Linked DNA regions of Homo sapiens: region 1 is linked to region 2. A link is an interaction called in ENCODE POLR2A ChIA-PET data of the cell type or tissue named here. Cell type or tissue: HCT116. All regions are shown on one strand. Links, peaks and the distances in the headings refer to the core of each region. The heading gives the core; the rest is flanking DNA. Region 1 overlaps MAT2A (methionine adenosyltransferase 2A). Region 2 has its middle 47 kb from the start of PARTICL.

What was found. ChIA-PET counts read pairs that join two places held together with the same protein. Peaks named below come from ENCODE experiments on the same cell type or tissue, not always from the same donor. Only the 100,000 strongest peaks of a DNase experiment are listed, where the experiment ranks them.
Region 1: POLR2A ChIA-PET joins it to region 2 with 5 read pairs; 22 of 35 experiments call an interaction of 5 or more read pairs at or near these places.

The regions. Positions count from the first base shown.
Region 1 is chr2:85,543,509-85,548,880 of GRCh38, forward strand. MAT2A (methionine adenosyltransferase 2A) reads left to right here. Exons shown (of 9, transcript NM_005911.6): 9 at 162-1,773. The coding sequence ends at 264. It overlaps GGCX (gamma-glutamyl carboxylase), which reads right to left. Exons shown (of 15, transcript NM_000821.7): 15 at 1,212-5,372. Among named protein-coding and RNA genes, the nearest start is that of MAT2A, 7.0 kb to the left of the region's middle. In HCT116, for the core only: no CTCF peak of the experiment used is centred there; DNase peaks (open chromatin) are centred at 2,578, 2,863 and 3,273; H3K27ac peaks cover 2,295 bases.
Region 2 is chr2:85,488,984-85,494,362 of GRCh38, forward strand. It overlaps the pseudogene RPSAP22. Among named protein-coding and RNA genes, the nearest start is that of PARTICL, 47 kb to the right of the region's middle. In HCT116, for the core only: no CTCF peak of the experiment used is centred there; no DNase peak of the experiment used is centred there.

The DNA.
Region 1 (5,372 bases), core at 6-5,005, 54 kb after region 2:
GGAGTTTGGACACCAGGGAAGTAACACTTTTGCCACAAATTTTTTTCCTAGCATATCCCAGAGAACTCATTTGCCAGAGCTCTTGAAAATGAGTCTTGCTGATTGTTTTGCTTTATTTTAATTTAATGCTACATATTAAGTTACGGACTTGTATATTCCAGGGATCTGGATCTGAAGAAGCCAATTTATCAGAGGACTGCAGCCTATGGCCACTTTGGTAGGGACAGCTTCCCATGGGAAGTGCCCAAAAAGCTTAAATATTGAAAGTGTTAGCCTTTTTTCCCCAGACTTGTTGGCGTAGGCTACAGAGAAGCCTTCAAGCTCTGAGGGAAAGGGCCCTCCTTCCTAAATTTTCCTGTCCTCTTTCAGCTCCTGACCAGTTGCAGTCACTCTAGTCAATGACATGAATTTTAGCTTTTGTGGGGGACTGTAAGTTGGGCTTGCTATTCTGTCCCTAGGTGTTTTGTTCACCATTATAATGAATTTAGTGAGCATAGGTGATCCATGTAACTGCCTAGAAACAACACTGTAGTAAATAATGCTTTGAAATTGAACCTTTGTGCCCTATCACCCAACGCTCCAAAGTCATAATTGCATTGACTTTCCCCACCAGATGCTGAAAATGTCCTTGTGATGTGCACGTAAAGTACTTGTAGTTCCACTTATAGCCTCTGTCTGGCAATGCCACAGCCCTGTCAGCATGAATTTGTAATGTCTTGAGCTCTATTATGAATGTGAAGCCTTCCCCTTATCCTCCCTGTAACTTGATCCATTTCTAATTATGTAGCTCTTTGTCAGGGAGTGTTCCCTATCCAATCAATCTTGCATGTAACGCAAGTTCCCAGTTGGAGCTCCAGCCTGACATCAAAAAAGGCAGTTACCATTAAACCATCTCCCTGGTGCTTATGCTCTTAATTGCCACCTCTAACAGCACCAAATCAAAATCTCTCCACTTTCAGCTGTCTTTTGGAGGACGTACGTAATAAGGTTTTAATTTAGTAAACCAATCCTATGCATGGTTTCAGCACTAGCCAAACCTCACCAACTCCTAGTTCTAGAAAAACAGGCACTTGGCAGCCTTGTGATGTCATACAGAGAAGTCACAGGGCAGTACCTGAGGGTCTGTAGGTTGCACACTTTGGTACCAGATAACTTTTTTTTTTCTTTATAAGAAAGCCTGAGTACTCCACACTGCACAATAACTCCTCCCAGGGTTTTAACTTTGTTTTATTTTCAAAACCAGGTCCAATGAGCTTTCTGAACAGCTGGTGTAGCTACAGAGAAACCAGCTTCCTTCAGAGAGCAGTGCTTTTGGCGGGGAGGAGGAAATCCCTTCATACTTGAACGTTTTCTAATTGCTTATTTATTGTATTCTGGGGTATGGCGTAAGTACAGAGAAGCCATCACCTCAGATGGCAGCTTTTAAAAGATTTTTTTTTTTTCTCTCAACACCATGATTCCTTTAACAACATGTTTCCAGCATTCCCAGGTAGGCCAAGGTGTCCTACAGAAAAACCTTGGGTTAGACCTACAGGGGGTCTGGCTGGTGTTAACAGAAGGGAGGGCAGAGCTGGTGCGGCTGGCCATGGAGAAAGCTGACTTGGCTGGTGTGGTACAGAGAAGCCAGCTTGTTTACATGCTTATTCCATGACTGCTTGCCCTAAGCAGAAAGTGCCTTTCAGGATCTATTTTTGGAGGTTTATTACGTATGTCTGGTTCTCAATTCCAACAGTTTAATGAAGATCTAAATAAAATGCTAGGTTCTACCTTAACTGTGTCTGTTACTCATTTGTTAAAGTGCTTTGGGGCCATAGGTACGTGCCTATAATCCCAACACTTTGAAAGGCTGAGGTAGGAGGATCACTTTAACATAGAAGTTGGAGGCTGTAGCGAACCATTATCAAGCCACTGCACTCCAGCCTGGGTGACTGAGACTTTGGCTCTTAAAAAATGCTATCATATGAATAACCTGAGAATACTATATGTGTATCTTTAACCTTGAATTGTAATCCATAATTAGCCATAATTCAGGAAAATAACCTCAATCCCTAGACCCAGTGGGTGGGCATTTTTTAAAAGCCTAAGCAAGATTTAGTCCTCCTAGTCCACTTAAGCCAAAATTCATGTGTCCTTATTGCAGCAGCCATTCAATGCCATTTTTAAGTTTTCAACTAAGGTTGAGGGCTTCAAACCATTGAAGGCATAAAAACCGCTAAAAGTATTAACCTGGAAGTGGTAATGTCTATCTAAAGTCCTGGCAATTTAAGCCTATTAATCTGCATACATTTTTAAATTATGAGCTTAGTTTTAAGGGTTGTATGATGTTTTCATCTGAGAAGTTCTGAAACGTGATTTCTAGTCAATATCTTGCAGAGATAAATAATGCAAATTAGCTGAAAATGCTATAAATTTCCAAAGGCTTAAATTTCATTTATGGCAGGTTGTGTAGAAAATCCGCAGACCACACTGCTCTTGAACCTAGGAGCTACATGCATAGAGAATAGCCACTTGGATTACATTTCTACCAACATCTGAATGGTGGTCCAGCTTGTCCTGCAAATGTAGAGCCAAGGAGTGCTTGCTTATGCCTGTTTGCATGGAGACTTAAAAACTTGGAAATTTGGAGGCCAGGCGGAGTGGCCTGTAATATAGGCCACTATATAGTAATATAGGCGTGAGCCTATAATCCTAGCACTTTGGGAGGCCAAGGCATGCAGATCACGAGACCATCCTGGCTAACACAGTGAAACCCTGTCTCTACTAAAAATATAAAAAAGTTAGCCAGGCACCTGTAGTCCCAGCTACTCAGGAGGCCGAGGCAGGAGAATGGCGTGAACCCGGGAGGTGGAGCTTGCAGTGAGCTGAAATCGTGCCACCACACTCCGGCCAGGGTAACAGAGTGAGACTTAAAAAAAAAGCCGTGGAAATCTGGGTATGGTAGCTTACACCTGTAATCCCAGCACTTTGGGAGGCTAATGCGGGTGGATCACCTGAGGTCACGGTTTGATACCAGCCTGGCAAACTGAAACCCCGTCTCTACCAAAAATACAAAAAAGCTGGGTGTGGTGGCAGGTGCTTGTAATCCCAGCTACTCAGGAGGCTGGAGAATCACTTGAACCCAGGAGGCAGAGGTTGCAGTGAGCCGAGATGGCGCCATTGCACTCCAGCCTGGGCCAGAGCAAGGTTCCTTCTCAAAAAACTTGGAAATCTGTTGGGAAGTAGGGGGAGGGCAAGGTTAAAACCTATGCAGGTGTGTCAATTAGACTTGTTCCAACTTGAGAACCTGAATTTTGCATGTAATTGAAATGTTCCAGAACAAGTCTGGCAGTTTCATAAGGGAGTTTTTAGATGCCAATACATTGCAGATAACCATATTGGCTACATTAGGGGAATGAGCATGGATAGGTGCCTCCAAGTTGGTAGAATAGCATGAGAAGTTTTCAAAAGTAACCGCTTTAAGGTTATGTTCAGTATTTGCTAAGTAAACAAAGATTCCCCAACCTTGAGGGAGCTTGTGGACCAAGGGGATAGTGTTGTCCTGCCCAGCCTAGGGGAAAAGTATCCTGAAGGTTAATAAGGTGGTGGAGGAACATTAGGCCACAGGGAGCAGAGGGAAAGCATAACAGCAGGGGATGATAAGGGTGATTATAGTTTAGAAAGCATGAAAGTATGACTTAAGGAAATGTCTTTAGGTTGAACATTCTGTATATAACCTGCCTTTCTAAAGTTTCAAAGGGGATGGATACCCATCAGGGGCAAAGATCCAAATCCTGAGGGTAGAATGAGGAGGATGTATACTAAAGTCTTTTGGCTAAAAGGACATTGATAGCCCATTTTTAGAATGGCTACAGTTGCAACCCAACTCTACCCCACTGAACAGCTTTTATTACCAGTATTTACATGACCACTTTTTCTTTACACCTCACCCTACCCCAATATCTTCCTTGGGAAAATTGGTCAGAGAGGTGGTATACTAACAGTTTGGGGAAGGGCAGCATCCTTGCCCATATTTAGAAAAATACTTTTTCAAGTGTCTTCTCCCAAGTAACTCTTGGGACTTTTGTTACCAGTCAAGTAGGTACAGTGAGTTTGGCAAACAACATAGTGGCAAAGTATCTTCTATTGTGTTACTATGAGAGAAGATCTGCAAAAGGATTGAAAATCAGCATCCCTCCCACCCATTCTTACAAAGTAATCAGGGGACCCTGTGCCACAGCCATTGCTTGCCCATATAATACCTTGAATGAATTAGAGATTTTCCACCAAACTCCATTTGGCCTCCTCAGTGGTGGGGGAGGGTGGCAATCTGCTTGACAACTAACATGTCGGCCCTGTCCTGGTCTATCCCTAACTAGATGCTAATACAAAGGTTGAAAATACAGATATAGGTAGTAATGAAAACAGATTTGGCTGGGCACGGTGGCTCACACCTGTAATCCCAGCCCTTTGGGAGGCCAAGGCAGGTGGATACTTAAGGTCATGAGTTTGAGACCAGCCTGGCCAATGTGGGAAACCATGTCTCTACTAAAAATACAAAAATTAGTTGGGCGTGGTGGTGGGCACCTGTAGTCCCAGCTACATGGGAGGCTGAAGTGGAAGAATCGTTTAAACCCAGGAGGTGGTGGCTGCAGTAAGCCAAGATTGTGCCACTGAACTCCAGCCTGGGTGATAGAGTGAAACCCTGTCTTTAAAAAAAAATAGATTCAAGAGGTATCCAGGAGGTAAAATTGATGGGACTTGGCAATTTTAAGAAATGCAAGGAAAAAGGAAGAGTCAAGGCTGATGACCTAGAGATAACAGCTTGGCTAAGGTACAGAGCTGCCATTCAATAATAAAGAATAAGGAAGTCTGAGTTGGGGATGAATGTAAGTTCTGTTTAGGATGAACTGAGCTTGATAGCCCTGTGGGATATCCAGGTGGAACTTAGACCTATACGTCTAGGGCACAGGAAAGAAACCTAGCATCGTTGGAAATCCTGGAGTAGACACAATCATCTGAAGTATGTATACTGAAAAAGCAGTTGCTTAGGAAAGAACCCCCGGAACACTGTCCAAGGAGGAGTGGGGGAGAGTATGGGAAGAGAAGCCTGCAAAGAGATGCAATCATTTACAGAAGTTACTGAGACTGCCAATTTACTACCGGTCTCTGCTACAAGTCCATGAGCTCCCAAAGCAGGGATCCTTTTTCATAACCCTGCATTCTCGCTTCCTAGCTCAGTGCCAACCCTTTGAATTTTCACTGAACTGAGGAGCTTCCTGAGTTACCCTTGTATACCCCAACCTACAAAATGTCTAAGCATTCCCTAATCCCTTACTAAATTTAGTTAATTCTTACTTTACCTCCCCTTCTGCTCACCAAAGGCTAGAATAATA
Region 2 (5,379 bases), core at 59-5,058:
ACTATTGTCCTGTGACCCTGCCAAATCCCCCTCTGCGAGAAACACCCAAGAATGATCAATTAAAAAAAAAAAAAAAAGAAAGAAAGTTGGAAAGGCTTCAGGATTGTCAGTTAAATCTAATTGTTTTTGCCTGGGTCTACTGACAGACAGGTTTACATCGTCTCTATTACCTTTTTTTTTTTTTTTTTTTTAATTTGTTTTTTGTTTTTGAGCTGGAGTTCTGCTCTCATTGCCCAGGCTGGAGTGCAGTGGTGAGATCTCAGCTCACCACAACTTCCGTCTCCCAGGTTCAAGTGATTCTCCTGCCTCAGCCTTCCGAATAGCTAAACTACACATGTATGCCACCATACTTGGCTAATTTTTGTATTTGTAGTAGAAACAGGATTTCACCATGTTGGCCAGGCTGGTCTCGAACTCCTGACCTCAAGTGATCTGCCCACCTTGGCCTCCCAAAGTGCTGGGATTACAGGCATGGGCCACCGTGCCCAGCCTATTACATGTTTTAAGGTCATAAAACTGCTACTTCTGGAATATTTCTTAAACTTGCTTGATTTGTCTAAATTGAGCTAAAGCTGTAAGGTCTGGCTGCTGGGCTCCCTGAAACCTTGCACATATCTTACTGTATGACTGTATTTCGTTTTGAGTCTCTGGATTCTGGGGTTTGGACAGATGACCATAGTGAGGCCTGCAGAAATATGCATGTCCTCAGTGTTTGGACTGCCAGCTGCAAGGCAGAGCCAAACCCAATATGGCCCCATCATCCCTGGCTCAGCTGTGCTACCTGGCCATGCTGGAAGGGGTTTGATCTTCCAGGAATTTGCTTCACAGCTCTTTCCTGTCCCAAGATCTATGCCTGATGTGTAAATTCAGGACCCAAAAGGGCACAAAAAAGCAATAACTACTAAATATAAGGAAAACAACTCTGTATACAGCATGTATAAAGAAAAGCAAGATGTATTTGGGGAGATAAAAGTTGTAAAGGCATTAAGATGTGTGTTTGTTGAGAAAAAATAAATTTGTGCATTTAAGAAGTTACTTAAAAGTTGTTTTTTTGTTTGTTTGTTTGTTTGTTTGTTTTTTGAGACAGGGTCTCACTCTGACACCCAGTCTAGAGTGCAGTGGAGCAATCATGGCTGACTGCAGCCTTGACCTGACAGGCCCAAGCAATCCTCTCACCTCAGCCTCTTGAGTATCTGGACTACAGGTGTGTGCTGCCAACCCAGCTGATTTTCTTTTTCTTTTTTCTTTTTTTTTTTTTTTGAGATGGAGTTTTGCTCTTGTTGCCCAGTCTAGAGTGCAATGGTGTGATCTCAACTCACCACAACCTGCACCTCCTGGGCTCAAGTGACTCTCCTGCCTCAGCCTCCCAAGTGGGATTACAGGCATGCGCCACCATGCCCAGCTAATTTTGTATTTTTTAATAGAGACGAGGTTTCTCCATGTTGGTTAGGCTGGTCTTGAACTCTCGACTTTAGGTGATCCACCTACCTCAGCCTCCCAAAGTGCTGGGATTACAGGCGTGAGCCACCGTGCCTGGCTTACCCAGCTGATTTTCAAACTTTTTTTGTAAAGATGGGGTCTCACAATGTTTCCCAGGCTGATCTCAAATTCCTGGGCTCAAGTGATCCTCCTACCTCAGCCTCCCAAAGTGCTGGGGTTACAGGCATGAGCCACTGTGCCCAGCCTTAAAGGTTGTTTTTAAATGAAGAAAAAAGATATCAATAACATTAAATGAATGTAGAAAGTTGGGAAGAGAAAGAGAATAGAAAAAAATGTGTAAGAGATTATAAAATGTTTATGAAAATCTTGTGGGTCAAAAGCTGACTGAAACTGGATGGATTTATTTATAAGCTTTTAATTATTTATTTATTTTTAGAAAACTGATGTTTATTTTCCATGAACCTTATTTCCACATTGCTTAAGAGACTGTGGAAGAATAGCTTAAGCCCACTCAGTGGTTGTTCCTACCCATTTAGTGGCCTGTGCAGTGGGAGCTGCCTACCAGTCTTTTGTGGAAGGCTGAGCACTCCAGTCTTCAGTAGGAACCTGCTAAACAGGCACAGAGGGCACCTGCATGCCTTCAGACCAGTGTGCAACTTCAGGCTGAGCAGCGGTGAATACAGGAGGTGGAGCAGTCTATTTACTCTGAAGTTCCTTCTTGATCACAGCTTTTTCAGCAGCTCTTCCTTCTCAATCTTCCTTCTCAATCTCTTCAGGATCTCTATAGAATTAGAGATCAGGTATAACCTCCCTTGGGTGTCCAATGGAGATGGTGCCACGCATGCTCAGAACTTCCCAGGCCAGCCTCCACCACATCAGACCCACTGAATGAGCTCTCTTCTTGTTGCATGTAATGGCAATGTCCATACAGTGCAGAGGAGAATCTGTGTTACACAGAGCTATGGTAGGCAGGTTAACATAAAAGGCCTATGTAGGAGGCCAGTGGTCAGCCCTGGGACCAGTAACCACCAGAAGACATGGCCCCCAGGAGGCTGTCTGGATCTGGTTAGTGTAAGTTCCAGGAATGAAACAGCCAGCAATAGGAGTGGCTCCAATGGCAGCAGCAAACTTCAGCACAGCCAACCAGCTAGTATTCCTGGAGGATGATGCTGACATCAGCAGGGTTTTCAATAGCACAAGCTGCCAATAGAAGCTTCTCCAGATTTATGATGTCGATGCCATTACTTTTCCTTTTATAGATGTGCTGTTCCATTTGGAAGTCAAGGTTGGTGCTACCTAAGTGGCTTCCTGCTGCAAGGAACTTGAGGACACCCTCCTCCTTAATTTCCAGAACATCAGTGCTCCAAATATCGTAAAAGTTTCCCTTTAAGTTATGACAGGGCTGGACACAGTGTTTCATGCCTGTGATCCCGGCACTTTGAGAGGCTGAGGTGTGAGGATTGCTCAAACCCAGGAGTTTGAGACCAGCCCTGGCAACACAGTGAGACCCTATCTCTATTTTAAATAAATAAATAAAAAGTTGGCCAGGCGCGGTGGCTCACGCCTATAATCTCAGCACTTTGGGAGGCCAAGGCGGGCAGATCACCTGAGGTTGGGAGTTCAAGACCAGCTTGACCAACATGGAGAAACCCCATCTCTACTAAAAATACAAAAATTAGCCAGGTGTGGTGGCGCATTCCTGTAATCCCAGCTACTCAGGAGGCTGAGGCAGGAGAATCGCTTGAACCCGAGAGGCGGAGGTTGCGGTGAGCCGAGATCGTGCCATTGCACTCCAGCTTGGGCAACAAGAGTGAAACTCGGTCTCAAAAAAAAAAAAGTTATGATGGGAATCCAGAACAATGGATCTATGGACCCTTCTCTAAGAAGTGAGGAAAGGTAAGGTTTCATTAAAGTTAGCTTTAGTATTGATAATACACTATATGGAACTAAAATTTGATTTTCTCTTTTGAGTAAGAATTTTGTATAGTTTGTTTTTTTTTTTTTTACAGAGTCTTGCTCTGTTGCCAAGGCTGGAGTGCCATGGCATGATCTCAGCTCACTGCAACCTGCACCCCCTGGGTTCAAGCGATTCTCCTGCCTCAGTCTCCCAAGTAGCTGGGATTACAGGCATGCACCACCATGCTCAGCTAATTTTTGGTAGAGATGGGGTTTCACCACATTGGCCAGGCTGGTCTTGAACTCCTGACCTCAAGTGATCTGCCTGCCTCGGCCTCCCAAAGTGCTGGGATTACAGGTGTGAGCCACCAAACCCAGCCTGTGTAGGATTAATAAGAGATAGTAAAATATTTTTGTTTATCTTTGAGTAAACTGCAAAAAAAAAAAAAAAAAAAGGAAGAGAAGAGACAGATTCTATCTCAGGCTGTCTTTATTAGGTCTTTTGATTGTTAGAAAAACAGACTTTTCTATCAAAGAATAAAGGTTTTTGCTTTTTAAAACCTTTTAATTATCACTTTGGCTAAATAAATATTATTTTACAGTGATCTGTGATCCTATTTTTGTTGCTTGTTTGTTTGTTTTTGAGATGGAGTCTCACTCTGTCGCCCAGACTGGAGTGCAGTGGCAAGAACTCAGCTTACTGCAAACTGCCTCCCAGGCTCAGCTATTCTCCCACCTCAGCCTCCCAAGTATCTGGGATTACAGGCACTCACCACCACACCTAGCTAATTTTTGTATTTTTAGTAGAGATGAGTTTTCACCATGTTGGCCAGGCTGGTCTCGAACTCCCCCTCAGCCTCCCAAAGTGCTTGGATTACAGGCGTAATCCACCATGCCCAGCCTCCTATTTTGGTTGTTTTAAATTTTTGACAGGCTTCTCAAAATCAAATTTTAAATTCAAAATTAAGTCTTTTAGGCCACAAACTAACTTTGCAATGCTACAGGAGGCCCCTGCAGCATCCAAAAGAGAGACAATAAGCAGGCTTATTTAATATTTTAAGTGACATGGGAAGCATTGTCAAATAAGAAATGATGTTTAACTTTCTTTTTTTGTTGTTTTGCTTTTCTGCTTTTTTGAGATTGAGTTTTGCTCTTGTTGCCCAGGCTGGAGTGCAATGACACAATCTCGGCTCCCTGCAACCTCCACCTCCCAAGTTCAAGCAATTCTCCTGCCTCAGCCTCCTGAGTGGCTGGGATTACAGGCATGCACCACCACACCTGGCTAATTTTGTATTTTTAGTAGAGATGGGGTTTCTCCATGTTGGTCAGGCTGGTCTCGAACTCCCGACCTCAGGTGATCCGCCTTCCTCAGCCTCCCAAAGTGCTGGGATTACAGGTGTGAGCCACCGTGCCTGGCCTGATGTTTAACTTTCAAATTACATTTTGGATATGTTATTAATGTATGTTCCAAAATTGGCTGGGCACAGTGGCTCATGCCTGTAATCCCAGCACTTTGGGAGGCGAAGGCAAGAGGATCCTTGAGCCCAGGAGATTGAAATCAGACTGGGCAACATAGGAATCTCTTCTCTACAAAAATAAAAAATTTAGCCAAGTATGTTGGCATGCCCTGTGGTCCCAGCTACTCTGAAGGCTAAGGCAGGGGGATTGCCTGAGCCCAGGAGGTCAAGGCTGAGCCATGATCATGCCACTGCACTCCAGTGTGGGCGACAGAGCAAGATCCTGTCTCAAACAAACAAAAAAAAAACAAAAAAAACAAGGCATGGTGTGGTGGCTCATGCCTGTAATCCCAGCACTTTGGGAGGCTGAGGTGGGTGGATTGCCAGAGGTCAGGAGTTTGAGACCAGACTTGCCAACATGGTGAAAACCCATCTCTACTAAAAATACAAAAAAAAGTAGCTGAGCATGGTGGCGGGCACCTGTAATCCCAGCTACTAGGGAGGCTGAGGCAGGAGAATAGCTTGAACCTGGGAGATGGAGGTTTCAGTGAGCCAAGATCGCACCATTGCACTCCAGCCTGGGCAA